Linked DNA regions of Homo sapiens: region 2 is linked to region 1. Evidence: chromatin contacts called from ENCODE Hi-C data. All regions are on one chromosome and are shown on one strand. The core of a region is the stretch at or near the end of the contact, and the rest is flanking DNA. Distances in the headings are between cores, read along the strand shown. Region 1 overlaps HS2ST1 (heparan sulfate 2-O-sulfotransferase 1). Region 2 overlaps LOC105378834 (a long non-coding RNA gene).

Region 1 (7,433 bases), core at 2,809-5,308:
GAGAACTGAAAACGTGCAATAGTTCTATATTATGGGTAACATTTTAGGACGAGAGGGATATAAGAAACAGCAAAGAGAAAGAGCAATAAATTGTCTTGCCCTCAAATACTGAAACTTCTAGTGTTAAAATAAAAAAGAAATACATTGATAACAACTAGATAAGTAATAAATCCAAAGCAAAAAATATTAACAAAAAAGACCAAATTTTCATATCTTTAACTATAGTAAGAAAACACAGAAATCAGCAATAATAACACTTCAGTAATGACAAGCTAAGGTGATTTATAAGAGACTGAACTATATATGCATAACAGAGCAGAGCAACACTACACATTAGTGGCTCATAATGATTTTGGGATCATGGACTCCTTTGAGAATATGATGAGAAAATTATGCTCTCTTACAAGGTTGGCTTGTGCATTTCAGGGCTTCCTCTTAGAGCCCAACCACAGGCAAGGGGGTCTATGACCCTAGATTAACTACCCTTAAAAACAAAACAGCTCCTAGGACAATGAGGCCTGATGATAACCTAACAAAAGACACTGGTAAGTATGCAGAAAAAATAGGTTACTCGTAAGTAAAGATCAAAGGCAAGTAGAAATCAAAGGGGAAACCAGCAGGGTCTACCCAAGAATTGTCTATGGGTGGAGGAGCCTTGGCATATCAATTTGTCTAGTCAGATCCTCCTGGCAAGTATGCCTATTGTAGAGCTAGATAAGCTAGGCTCTAAAAGCTCAGTGCCATTAAATGTCTGAATTAAATTGGATCCTTTGCATTTTCTAGGAATGAATCTTGAGCTGTGTGCATCTCCAATAACTGCTCTGACGTGTAACTCATTCCCCATAAAATGAATACACAATGAGGAATAGTGAGCAATACAGATGCACCAAAAGAAAGCTGTTGTGAGGCTATTTAACTGATTCTTGCTTCAGCATCACTTACTGTGAGTTGACTGCCCAGCCAAACACCATCTGATCCTCATGGAAGTAATGTTTTGTAATCACTGAGAATTAAGTAAATTGACTGTCTGACTGTATACACTATTTTCTTAAGAGTATTGTTAGCCTGGCCAGGTGCGGTAGCTCATGTCTGTAATCCCAGCACTTTGGGAAGCCAAGGCAGGAAGATCACTTACTTGAGCTGAGGAGTTCAAGACCAGCCTGAGCAACACGGCAACACCTTGTCTCTACTAAAAATTTTTAAAAATTAGCTGAGTGTGGTGGTGCATGCCTGTAGTCCCAGCTACTCGGGAAGCTGAGGTGGGTAGATTGCCTGAGCCCAGGAGTTTGAGGCTGCAGTGAGCCATGTTCACACCACTGCGCTCCAGCCTGGATGACAGAGCAAGCCCCTGTCTCAAAAAGAGTATTATTAGCTTGAATCAGTCTCCCTGAGCACAATCACCATGGGGGACTAACAAAATAAATTTCTATATGCAAGGTAGAGAGATTCTGAACACTGACAAATGCTTTCTTGTGTGGTTTCCAGATAGTCAACAGGGATGCATATGGTACCATTAAAACTTACAAGTTATGGTTATATGAATCATCCTATAAAAAAGAGCTAACAGTGACTTCCACTTTAAGGGAAGATGGAGTAGACTTATGTTTCACTATTGCCCCTTCTGAGTACACCTAAAATACTGGCACACAATACATGAAACAAATGTAAGACTCTAAAAGAGAAGACAGTAGACTACTGGAACCCCTGGGACCTAAGGACAATAAAGTGCTGAGTTGCCCTAAGTTTTATTTATGCCTCATACATTCCAGACTTGGAGCTATAGAAGCTGGCAATCTAGAAACAGGTACAGACAAAAGAATCCCTACAAAAACCTATTCTCTGTAGCCAAAGGACCAGGAAAGGAACAGCATAGCAAGATAGAAAGCTTAGATAATAACCACTCTACAGTAGCCAATTTCATAGGAAAAACCGGCCCCCCCACCAACTGTACAGGACAAGTAGGGAGCCTAGACTTCCACCCTCACAATGCCCAATATCCCTGATGGGGTGATGTCAGAGAAGGCCAAGTACAGGGTCAGGACTTTCATCTCAGACAGCAGGTAACAAGGCACCTCTGCAGTATCAGTGGAGTCCAAGCAAGGAAACAGAAGATTATAATTAGACCCAGAGTCTTATAATACAAAAATGCTCAGGTTTCTATAAAATACTTATTCATCATACCAAGAACCAGCAGGATCTCAAACTCAATGAATAAAGACAATCAAGAAATGACCAACACCAAAATAACAGGAATGTTAAAATTTATCAAAGACTTAAAGCAGCCACGATAAAAATTCTTTAATGAGCAATTATGAACATGCTTGAACCAAACGAAAAAAATGGAAAGCCCCAGCAAATACAATCTCAGTAGAGAAAATGAAGATACAAAAAAAGAACCAGGCCGGGCATGGTAGCTCACGCTTGTAATCCCAGCATTTAGGGAAGCCGAGGCGGGTGGATCATGAGGTCAGGAGTTCAAGACCAGCCTGGCCAACAGAGTGAAACCTTGTCTCTACCAAAAATACAAAAATTAGCCAGGCGTGGTGGTGCATGCCTGTAGTCTCAGCTACTCAGGAGGATGAGGCAGGAGAATCACTTGAACCTGGGAAGCAGAGGCTGCGGTGAGCGGAAGTCACGCCATTGCACTCCAGCCTGGGCAACAGAGCGAGACTTTGTCTCAAAAAAGAACCAAATGGAAATACACGAACTAAAATAAAAAGCTCAGTGAATGGGTTCAACAGCAGAATGGAAGAGATGAAGAAAAGTTTAATGAACTGAAAGAAAAAACAAAAGAAATTACTGAACCTAACAGCAGTGGGAAAACAGACCAAGAAAAGGAGAAACAAAAACAAACAAGAGCTCAAGAAACTGTGGTCTAGAACAAAAGATCTAACATTGGTGTCACAGAGTCTTAAAAGAATAGGAGAAAGAAAGCAGGGTTGAAAAGTGCTCAAAGAAATTATGGCTGACAACTTTACACACTTAAAAAGAGACATAAACATTTAGATAGAGAAGCTGAACAAACTCCAAATAAGGTAAACCCAAAGATATCCATGTCAAGACATATCATAATCAAACTTCTGAAAACAAAAGACAAAAAAAGTCTTGAATGCACCTGTATGAAGCCTACAAGAGAAAACTGGATTAACAGCAGATTTCTTATCACGAACCATGGAGCCAATAGGAAGTGGCACAATGTTTTTCAAGTGCTGAAATAAAATAATCGTATACCTAGAGAAAATAATTTTCAGGAATGAAAGGGAAAGTAACTCACATGAAAGAAAATTAGCATTTATTGCCAGTAGACCTACCCTAAAAGACTGGCTAAAAAAACTCTATAAATAAACAAAAAGGAAAAGATAAAAGAAGAAATCTTAAAACATCAGAAAGAACAAACAAAAAAATGGAGAGTAAAAATATGTGTAAATACAATAAACTTTCCCTTTCCTCTTGAGTTTTCAAAAGCAAGTTTGACAGAGAAAGCAAAATTATTACGGCATTCTGTGATGTGGCTCTAAATGAAGGCAGAGCAAATATTTAAGACAATTACATTGTAAGTGAGGGAGAATAAAAAGACAAAAGTGGAGGTAAGGTTTCTATACTTCACCTGAATTGGTAAAATGATACCAGTGAACTGACAGGTGACATTTATATAATAAAATATGTAAAACAAGCATGAAAAAGACTATATAAAGACATTAAACTCAAATCAAAATGCAATTCTAAAAAAAAATATAAGTAACCCACAGGAATGCAGAAAGAGAAAACAGAAGTGAAAAAAACAGAACAGAAGACAAATAAATAGAAATGTCAAGGGAAATTTTAAAAATACATTGACATGAATGAAAATGAAAATAAGCAAATCAAAATTTGTGGGACACAGTTAAGGCAGGACTGAGAGGGAAATTTACAGCACTGTATGCAGACTTTAGAAAAGAACAGTCTCTAATCAATAATCAAAGAAGATATACAAATGACTAACAAACATGAACAGATGTTCAACATCATTAGTCACTGGGACATGCAAATCAAAACCACAACAAAGTACCACTTCATACACACTAGGATGGCTATAATTAAAAACAGATAAACCAAAAACTTAAAAAAAAAAAAAGAGAAAAGAATAGGAAAATAACAAATGTTAGTGAGGAAGTGACAAATTGTAACCCTCATACATTGCTGGAGGGGATGTAACATGGTGAAGTCATGATGAAAAACAGTTTGGCAGTTTCTCAAAAAAGTTAAACAGAATTACCAAATACCTCAGTAATTCTACTCCAAGGTATATACCACCCCAGAGAACTGAAAACAGGTACTCAAATACTTATAAATGTTTAAAGCACTAACTCACTATAGCCAAAAGGTAGAAACAATCCAAATGTCCATCAACAGATGAATGAACAAATAAATTGTGGTACTATATACAGAGCAATAGAATATTATGCAACTATAGAAAGGAATGAAGTACTCATATATGTTAGTAATACAATATAGATGAACATCAAAAATATGCTAAGAAGCCAGATACCGAAGGTCATATATAATTAGATTAATATGAAATATCCAGAATAGGTAAAAATGAAACAGTATATATTAATATATTGGTGGTTGCCAGGGAATGGGGGGAGGGAGAAATGGAAAGCACCCGATTAACGGTGATGGGGTTTCCTTTGGAGTAATGTTTTGGAACTAGATAGAGATGGTGCTTGTACAATATTGTGAATGTTCCAAATGCCAGTGAATTGTTCCCTGTAAAATGGCTAACTTATGTTTGTTTCACTTCAAAAAAATTACCAAATATTGAGATCTTATAATACAGGTTCATTTTAATAATAACATTAAAAACAAATTATAAAATATTTAACTGTTTATAAATTAGTCATTTATTCTCAATTTAACAATATTTATTGAGTATCTTCATGTACAATAAATTTTTGTAGGCCCTTATTAGACACATCTTTTAAACAAACATAATGCTTCCACATTAAATATATGTTAATCCTTAACATTCTGAAAATACATTACAAAATAAATATCAAATTTTCTTTCACAACTTCATCTGTGATAAGGTTCTCACTAAAAATATATTGGAGTTAATGCTCCTGAGATGATCTATTAGATAAAAACATTAAAGTAATTATTAAATACCCCATCAATCCAAAAAACACCAATTCTTTTCTTTTTGTGTTATTGCTAAGGTTACTACGTTAAAGGAATATGAGTTATATTTTACTAAATGTACTTGCCAAGCTTGGCTATGGCTATACTTTTCTACAGTTATTACATTAATTTAACAATGTGAAATCCTTATAAGTTATAACCTTCTTTTATTATCAATCTGAGAAATACACTAATCACCTACATGAAAAAATAGTATTGGTAATAGCTAACATTGAATTCTCACTATGCTTTAAGTGTTTTATGTATATCATCTGTTACACCCATGCTGTGTTGTGGTTTATATACATCATATCATGAGAGGCAGAATTATTATCCCCATTTAAATAAGAAAACTGAGTCTCTTTAAGTGATCACCAGCTGTTTACTGATGTCAGGATACCATTACAGGTCAATGTGACTCTAGAGCTCATGTTCCACATTATACTGATTGTCTGAGATTTTGTCTATTTCTATTATAGGAAGAGGTAGAGCCTTATAGTTAAATACAGCACTACAATATTATAGAACTACCTTTTTTTTGCAAATGCCTTTTAAAATTATTTGATATATTTTATTTTGGGATTGCAAAAGCATTTTGCAATTGTTTCCTGCAACATTCCTTTGAAATAGGCATGGTAAATAAGTGAAACAGAGGGACAGAAGATGGTTGTCTTCCAGGTGCTTAAAAGAAAAACATGCTGTACTATCTTTGCAACTTCCTGTGAATATATAATTATCTCAAAATTTAAAGTTATAAAAAACCACAACCAAAGCCAAAAACAACATAATTCTTGATATCATTCCCCAAATTAGTAATTGTATAATATTCTAGGTATCATTCTTGAATAGGGAAAAAAAATCACAACATACAAAGGTTTTACTTATTTATGGGTTACTATATGGATTGTAAGGTCTGAAGTAGGTCCAATATAGGGCCTAAGTTTTTCTTTAAATGTACCAGAATAAGTATAGAGATGAGACCTATTATTCAAATTGTAAGTAGAATCCTCTCCCAATTCACAGTTTAGAAAAACACCAATTTGCCTTGATTGTACTGACCAGAGTCAGATTTACCTGCATCCATCTTTTGGGAATGAAACTCCCAGAGCATTTTTGGGAAAAAAATTCTTTTACCAGACGCCCATAGCCTGTTCACCCTAGCCTCTTACTTCTGTCTGCCAATAACACCTGCACCAAGTATCTATTTTTAAAATACAAAATATCATAGTTAAAAATCATAGGTGAGCTGACTTCAAGGCTTCTTTCTTTACTCATTTCAGTCACTTGAAATAAGTACGCTGATACAAAATGGGGAGTCCAACTATACATGCTTTTCCTTTTTCTTGAGCTTTATTAAGACATTAATCTCATCATCCCTCATCTCTTTATAAATTTCTCAAGTGAACTGTTCCTATTTTCATAGTCTATCTTGTACAAAATTGAACAAATGCCACTGTAACAAATGCCATAAGTAAGAACAAAATACTTCTGGATCCAAGAATTGGAGAAAAACCTTCTGGAAAATACACTGAGTAAGTTCAGCCTTAAAAGGACAGAGCTGGCTTTCAAGATGTGGGGATGGCTAATTGGAGAAGGCATAAAAGCCTGAGTAGTAGCACAAGCTGATAAACAACAAATATACTAGCATAATGATTATAATATTAACAGTAATGTGAAGCAGCTGCAAAAAAACGTATGGCAATTTTAGGCTGTGCCAATAGGTATATAATTATCAGTGTAACAAGTGCTTCTACTTTGAGCCTTTACTGTGAGCCAGGAACAATGCTTCATATTTTATTCATTTTTTATTTTTTTGAGACGGAGTCTCACTCTGTTGCCCAGGTTGGAGTGCAGTGGTGTGATCTCGGCTCACTGCAAGCTCTGCCTCCTGGGTTCACGCCATTCTCCTGCCTCAACCTCCCGAGTAGCTGGGACTACAGGCACCTGCTACCACGCCTGGCTAATTTTTTGTATTTTTAGTAGAGATGGAGTTTCACCATGTTAGCCAGGATGGTTTGATCTCCTGACCTCATGATTCCCCGCCTCGGCCTCCCAAAGTGCCAGGATTACAGTCGTGAGCCACCGCACCCAGCCAACGGTTCATGTTTAAATGTACATTACTTCACCTAATTCTTGCAATAATCCTATATGGTAACATTACGGAATTTAGACTCAGAGATATGAATTACAGGGGAAAAAAGTCAGAATTCACACCCTCATCTGTCTGATACCAAAGCTTATACTCCTAACCAAAACACAGTAATTAATGTTTC
Region 2 (7,433 bases), core at 2,314-4,813, 390 kb before region 1:
AAGGGTTTTCTAGAAATCTCCATCTTTCCACCACTCTCCTATAAAAGTTTCAATAACATTTTCCAAAACCACTTATCACTATTCTAAACTGCCAGTGATCAAAAGGGCAGCCTTGCAGGTTGCCAAATTAGTGAAGAAGAGGAGAAAGCTAGAAGGAAGAGGAAGTGGAGCATCTGAGGGAAAGATTTTTAAATGACCTCCTTTGTGTTGCTAAATTTATTCATATCCTGGAATGGGCTACAACCATCACAAGGACACAAAAATCATCAGGTAAATTCAAGGACTTTTTAAAAATGCATCTAACCACCTCCTGTCCAAAACATTCAAGCTTAACCTTTCTCCTGAAAATGCAATCTGCTCTCTACACCCTGCCTGCATACCAGATTCTGAGACCTAGATTGCCACAGGAGCAGAACCATCACCTTGTCCTGATTCAATAGGTTCTTGTTGTTACATTATCAGCTTAAGATCCTGGGGTATGTGGAGATGTGCCTATTCATTGCTGAAAGACTTCATGCACAATTTATGTCCTTCACATAACTTTGTCCTTAAAAGCTATTTTCTGAATCCATTTCAGTTGTGTTTTCCCAACAGCCATATTAGGAGGTGACTGTTGTTTTTGCATATTCAAAGTAAAAGAAATGAGACAAATATCTCAAAATGATTGAGGTGCTCACAATAAAAAGGTAGTGATAAAGATAGTACCAGATCTCGTATCTGTAGCTTCTGTGCCCTTTTTCGTAGTCCAGAGGACTCAGCTACTCTAGCAAATGGATATATGAGAACTAGTGACCACAGTTAATCCAGCTGACATGACACCAGCCATTACATTCAAGTGCAGCGACGCATTTTGCATTGCTTAGCTCTTTCTAGTTTTCAAAGCCCTCTTCACATATTTTATTGAATTTGATCCTCAAACCACATTGTAATGTAAGTAGAATAGCTATTTCCTTTTGGTAATCCTAACATCATGCCATTCAATATATAAATAAAGCCCCTTTATTTATATTACCTTATCTAGGTCCCACTAAAAAAAAATATATAAAGTAGCAGTGTCCCCATTTTCTAGATAACTGAGGCTCAAAGATTAACTGGTCCAAAGACACCCAGGCAATGAGGGGGAAGATGGAATATAAGAGCAAGTCTTTTGACTCATATTTCCCCCACTGTGCAATAGCTGCATACCAAAATGAGGAAAAATTACAAGTTTCTGACTATGAGTCCAAAAATGAGTTAACATGTGACTTTATACTAGAGGAGAATCTAATGAGGTCACTCTGCTTAGCTGTTTAGCTACCACTGCTATCCCAGTGGGACTGGGCAAGAATAGAACCAAGTCATGCAAGTAAGAGCAGCATCTGATCGGGCGATGGGCTTGTATTCAGGTTGTTATCTCTATGGATAGCTGTGGTTCCCTGAGGAACCATTCCAAAGACGTTAGAAGAGCCAGGTAGAACCCACATTAATTCATTGGTTAAAGCTCAGAAATAATCATGAGGTCTCTGAGACAGGTGACAATTAGTCATAGGACGGCTCCTATTATACACAAAATTTCGTTGAGCCAGCTCTCCATACTTTACTTCTTGCCCTAGTGTATCTTAAAGATGTGGTTTTCCCCTTGCCTAATCCAGGAGAGCTGGATTTCATAACTAACAGGACTTTAGACTTGTGCTTCACCTTTCAGCAGGCTGCTGGGTTCCATGATGTCCCAGAGCCTGACTATGTGCTTATGATAAAAAAATAAAAAAATAAAAAAATAAACTGAAGAGGGACCCCAGGCTGCAGGAGTGAGATGGGCATGCGAAGAATTGCATTTTCTCTGGTTCCTAGGTATGCTGAAGATGGCATCCAGGAGAAACCTTCTGGCCATCCCTCAAACTGTCCCATAGCTCAGCTGGCAGCTGCGACTTAACTTACAGTGACATCAGCAACATGATGAATTCCATTGCCAGCAGCCTGGACTCCAGGAGGCGCCCCAGGCGTGGCTGATGTGCACAGGTAGGAGCCTGTCCTCTGCGTGGCCTCTGCACTGGAAGAGCTTCAGGGCCTTTTCCTCCAGGGCTGATGGGATTTGTGTTTCGCCTCTGTTTGTTTTTATGTACCTCTGTTTGGGGAAACTTTCAAGCATGCAGAGCAACATTCTGATAAATAGTGCAGTGAGGAGCTGTGCTGCATCCTGGAGCCGAAGGTCACAAGGAAGAAACCAAAACCGGTAAACTCAGGGGTGTTGTGGCCCGAATCTGTAAATCCAAACAATCTCACAGTTATGAAATGGAAAGTTTGTGGGGAAAAACAAATGCTTTGGTTATTACAGTGTTACTACATTCATAAAATATATTTCATTGGGGGGGAGTTTACACAGGGGGTAATGAGATTTTTGCTTTATACATTATTTATAACTGCTTAATCCAGGTACTGTGGGTTATTTTTTTATTCCTTCATTTTCACAGCTACAAAACACTTCAGTATTTCTAATGTATTTCTGCTTACAATACAGATGTTCTCAATTGTGTTTCTAACTACATTTCAACCGTTATGATCACGTTTATTTGTTTGTGTCAGCACACAAGCTGGGGTTGAATGTGCAACACACAATAGTAAGGCTTCAAGAAGCCTGTAAAAAGGCCTCTTGTGCTTTCATTATCAACAAATTAAAATATGCTGTGTGGCACTATCTTTATCATCAGTGGTTTTAATCTTTGGATAATTCCCCTACAGTTGGGTAGGCAGAGCGACAGCCCTCTCTCGGTGCAGAAAGGTTGCATGCCTTAAAACAGCACTTTTCAAGATGACCATTTGGAAGCAACATTTGGAGAACATTTGGGTTATGTCCTCTAACTGAATTTCCAAGCTGTTGGTAACGGACTAAAGAAAATGCAGTCTGTACTGAATACTAAGAAAGCAAGAGTGGAAGAGCCTTGAAGGTCATGTGTAAATATTGACATTTTAATTTTATTTAGTATACCAAGTTGGGGCCCTTGCATTGCTTATCTTGCCATAAAAACTCTTCACCCACTTGCACTGCCCTGCAGATTGTCAGGGAAAGATCTGATCTGAGCAGCCGTGGCTACTCTTCCTGCCATTGCTAACAAGACTGAATTTTGTTTGTGCAAAATCTGAGTCAAAGGGGTGTTCCTCCCCTCTCATCTCCATCACGGACTGATGCGCCTGATTAGATAACAGAAATTTGTGGGCTGAATGTTCATGTAGAGACATGAAAGCCAAGATGCAAAACCAGTCAGAGAAAACAGCCTCCCACTCACTCACAGAGTCAAGTCAGGTGTCTAAAACCAAAGTTATTTGGGGAACCAATAACTGGCTAATTTGGCCAGAACACCCTTCTCTGTGTCCTCAGCAGCAGCATGAGGAAGAAATACCAGCATGTCCTCAGGCCTTGTACCCTTCTTAGAAACCAGAACTCTACCTGCGGAGCTTAATCAGGGCCACATTCTGAAAGTGAGATGCAGGCGACAGCCAGGTCTCTCCACCAGCAGCAGTGGTTAGAATGCCCCACGCACTTAACAACTTCCGGGACACATTTGACTGTTGACCTAAAACAGCACTGCTTTCCTCTGCCAAAGCAAAGAGCCTGGCTCATGTAGAATAGGCCAGCAGTTTGGTAACTTGCCAGAGGCTCCTGTCTCCCTACAGTGAGGTCACCAGAATCACTTACCTCCTGAAACACAGTCGACTGAAATGAAGGTCCAGCAGAAATTAGGGGCCAGTGAGTTAAACATGGAGGAACCAGGGCCACTTCAGATGGTCTTTGGCCTAAAAGGTTTTCCCTAAGTGCAAAGAAGAAAATTGAATGTGGGAAAAAAATGATCTTTTAATGCTTCATAACTCAACTCTCTGACTTACCTCAAAAAGAGAGAAATAGTGTAAAAAGCCAACACCATTTTCTGCCCTCTACATTTGGGTTTCAAAAGGTGTTCCTCAAACAATGATCTGGCTTCCATGCCAAAATAAATGTCATGATTTACACCTCATGCTTATGTTTGCAATCCTAATCACCCTTCCCTATGCCAGCTTTATAAGTCTTGCTCAGTTCCACTATTGAAATAGTACACTTGGATTCAAACAACACTCAAAACCCTTGTTTTTTGTTTTGTTTCATTTTTAACTATTACTGAGTGGTAGGGTCAATCCCATTCAAAATTCCCAAGTAGACAAAATCTGTGTCTGTGGCCCTTCCCCTTCCCCTCACCTTCTTGGCAGCCTCCCTCCATTCCCACTGATGAACTTCCAAGCTTCCTGCAGCTCCACTAGTCCTTTTCAACCAAAGGAAAACAAAGCAGTTTCCTACATTAGCGTATCTGCCTTTGTAAAGTAGTTTAGTGTTTTGCACAAACCAAGAGAATGTTCATTTTAAAAGCAGGAAAGAAAGCCAAAGGAATGAACCATTACAGATGGAGTGTCAGACACCATGGCACCTGGATAAAATATAATTTGGGGCAGGGGAGTATATTCTCATCGTCCCTAAAGTAGATGAACCAGTCAAGTCAGTACCCATAAGGCAGGCTTGATAAATCTCAGGACCAGGCCCCTCCACCCGCAACAAACACACATACACCTCTCCATTGTGATGTTTTAGGCGCAGTGTATAGTAGCTCTGCCTATCTACCCAGAACCTAATGTATTCACCTGAAAGTAAACTAACAGAGTCTGGCTGTCCTGGTGATTCTCAAGACCCTATTGCCTCCTCACTTACCCAAAGGAAAGGAGCAGTAGTTTTTTTAAAAATTCAAGAAATCAGTTAAAAAAAATATGTTAGTGTTTCTCTGAAACATCTAAGTTAGCGTGGCACAATTCATTTTATTTATAAAGAATTTGATTAACTCTGGTTAGCCCAGATTTGCTTCAGCCTGAAGCCCAACATCTCCTTTGCAGTGTGGTATCCTTCAGTTGCTCATTACTTGAGCCAACAGAGGCGGGAGGGGAGATGGAGAAAACTGGTTTTATTTGAGCTTGTGAAAATGCCTTTTTGTCAAGTTCAATGTCATAAGTTTTCTTCCACAAGAAAGTAGAATATACTTTCTGGTGAGCAATAGTTCTTTATTGTATAGAAATGGTTCCTAATTCTCAGCAGATAGAGATTTGAGAAAACAGGGGAGTTCTCCCAAGTCACAAAGAATAATGTGATGGTCAACGTGATAGACGGTTGTACGCTTTGATAGCTAGTTTCACACTGATTTTCTGACACATGAGAGAGGAGCAGTGCCTGTTGCCCAAGGAAGGCAATCTGCTGGGAGGAGGAACACAAACATCCCCAAAGGCTACCAGGTCAACTGTCATTTTCAAAATTACCATTAAAAGTAGGCTGGTGGGCCGGGCATGGTGGCTTAAGCCTGTAATCCCAGCACTTTGGGAAGCCAAGGCGGTTGTATCACAAGGTCAGGAGTTCAAGACCAGCCTGGCCAACATGGTGAAACCCCATCTCTACTCAAAATACAAAAGTTAGCCAGGTGTGGTGGCTGGTGCCTGTGGTCCCAGCTACTCAGGAGGCTGAGGCAAGAGAATTGCTTGAGCCCGGGAAGTGGAGGAAGCAGAGAGCCAAGACTGAACCATTGCACTCCAGCCTGGGTGACACAGTGAGACTTCGACTCAAAAACAAAAACAAACAAACAAAAAATTAGCTGGGTGGTGGTAGGTGCCTGTAGACCCAGTTACCTGGGGGTTGAAGCAGGAGAATCGCTTGAACCCGGGAGGCTGCAGTGAGCCGAGATGACACCACCGTGTTCCAGCCTAGGCTGCAGAACAAGACTCCATCTCAAAAAAAAAAAAAAAAAAAAAAAAAGGAGACTGGGCAAAGTGGCTCATGCCTGTAATCCTAACACTTTGGGAGGCTAAGGTGGGAGAATCACTCGAGGTCAGGAATTTGAGACCAGCCTGGGCAACATAGTAAGACCCTGTCACTACAAAAAATAAGAAACAATTAGCCAAGCATGGTGGTGTATGCCAGTAGCCCAGAAATTCAAGGTTACAGTGAGCTATGGCACCACTACGTTCCATCCTGAGCAACAAAGACCTTGCCTGTGAAAAAAAAGAAAAGAAAAAAATTTTATTAAAAATAATAAGAATAGAAAACGTAGGCTGTGTATGCTAGATTAACAAAACATTCCCCCTACAAAAGGGTGAAATTTCAATTTTTCATGAAGTTTGAAATCTATAATCATCTGACATTATTTCCAGGCATGTAGAAAAAAATTCATTTGTCTTTTCATCTGGATTAGTTTATCTCCGTCAATGTGTATATCAGAAGCACCTGGGGATTCTGTGAGTTTGGGGAACATTTTTTTGTTTGCTTGTTTGTTTGTTTTCAAAATATATGGTAGTATCCCACCACAAATCTATACTAAAATGAAATTTCATAGTGTATGTCACATAAATGTGCACTTTGAAAAATCCCCAAGTAAATTTTGAGATTGGCCCTTGATTCAGTGACACTAATATAAACCCTTTCACTTACCTTTGAGTTTTGTGGTGACCAATCTTCAGATTGGAAGCCTACACCTTCTTAACTTGGTCCATGGGGGCACAAAAGGAGAGAGAGTGTAAATTCTGAGGATGACCTTGACAAAAGTGAACACAAGATTAAGAGATGTGAACCCAAAATAAAAGAAGCAAGGAACTCTCTCTTCCCTTGTCATCTTTAACTCTGCTCTCTCTTGATTGTTCTCTGTGTTGTTCACAGGCCCTTCTTCCTATACCCACTCTGTAAAGTGATTTACCCCAAAGCTCTCCACCCCTTTCACCTTGGATCTCTGGCCAGATAATCTCACCTTCCTCTGTGGCTTCAAAGCCATATACATTTGACTTCTGAATTCATCAGCTAGGGCAGCCATAACAAAGTACCACAGACTGACTGGGTGGCTTAAACAACAGAAATGTATTTTCTCACAGCTTTGGAGGCTGAAAGTCCAAGAGAAGGCATTTATGGCTTTGGTTTCTTCTGAGGCCTCTCTCCCTGGCTCGTAGATGGCTGTCTTTACCCCATGTCCTTACATGACCTTTCCTCTGTGCTGGCACTTCTGGTGTCTCTTCCCCTTCTTACAAGGACATCAGTTCTGTAGAATTATGGGCCACCCAAATAACTTCATTTTAACTTATTACCTCCTAAAGACCCTAATATGGTTTGGCTCTGTTTCTCCATCCAAATCTCATGTTGAATTGTAATTCCCAGTGTTGAAGGAGGAGCCTGGTGGGAGGTGATTGAATCATGGGGGCGGACTTCCCCCTTCCTGTTCTCGTGATAGAGTTCTCACCAGATCTGGTTGTCAGAAAGTGTGTAGCACCTCCCACTTTGCTCTCTCTCTCTCCTGTTGGCCATGTGAAAATGTAACTGCTTCCCCTTTGCCTTCTGCCATGATTGTAAGTTACTTAAGGCCTCCTCAGCCATGCTTCTGGTACAACCTGCAGAATGGTGAGTCAAT

What was found. A loop is a pair of places that touch in the nucleus more often than their neighbours do. Pooled maps may share reads with other maps.
Region 2: a pooled map shows a loop between it and region 1 (8-fold over the local background). The contact joins two enhancer-like sites. A Hi-C loop is called at or near these places in 9 of 37 single-sample maps with no recorded cell type and 4 of 50 pooled maps.

Annotation. Positions count from the first base shown.
Region 1 is chr1:87,058,601-87,066,033 of GRCh38, reverse strand. All of the region lies in intron 1 of HS2ST1 (heparan sulfate 2-O-sulfotransferase 1), which reads right to left. Among named protein-coding and RNA genes, the nearest start is that of LINC01140, 67 kb to the left of the region's middle. Within about 2 kb of position 4,058, at least 3 of the 41 ENCODE cell types and tissues checked have a DNase peak (open chromatin) inside an H3K27ac peak, as active enhancers do.
Region 2 is chr1:87,445,586-87,453,018 of GRCh38, reverse strand. It overlaps LOC105378834 (a long non-coding RNA gene), which reads right to left. Exons shown (of 4, transcript XR_947565.3): 2 at 6,470-6,572; 3 at 3,674-3,785; 4 at 1-2,240. Among named protein-coding and RNA genes, the nearest start is that of LINC01364, 78 kb to the right of the region's middle. RefSeq lists an enhancer at 3,047-3,426. Within about 2 kb of position 3,563, at least 12 of the 41 ENCODE cell types and tissues checked have a DNase peak (open chromatin) inside an H3K27ac peak, as active enhancers do.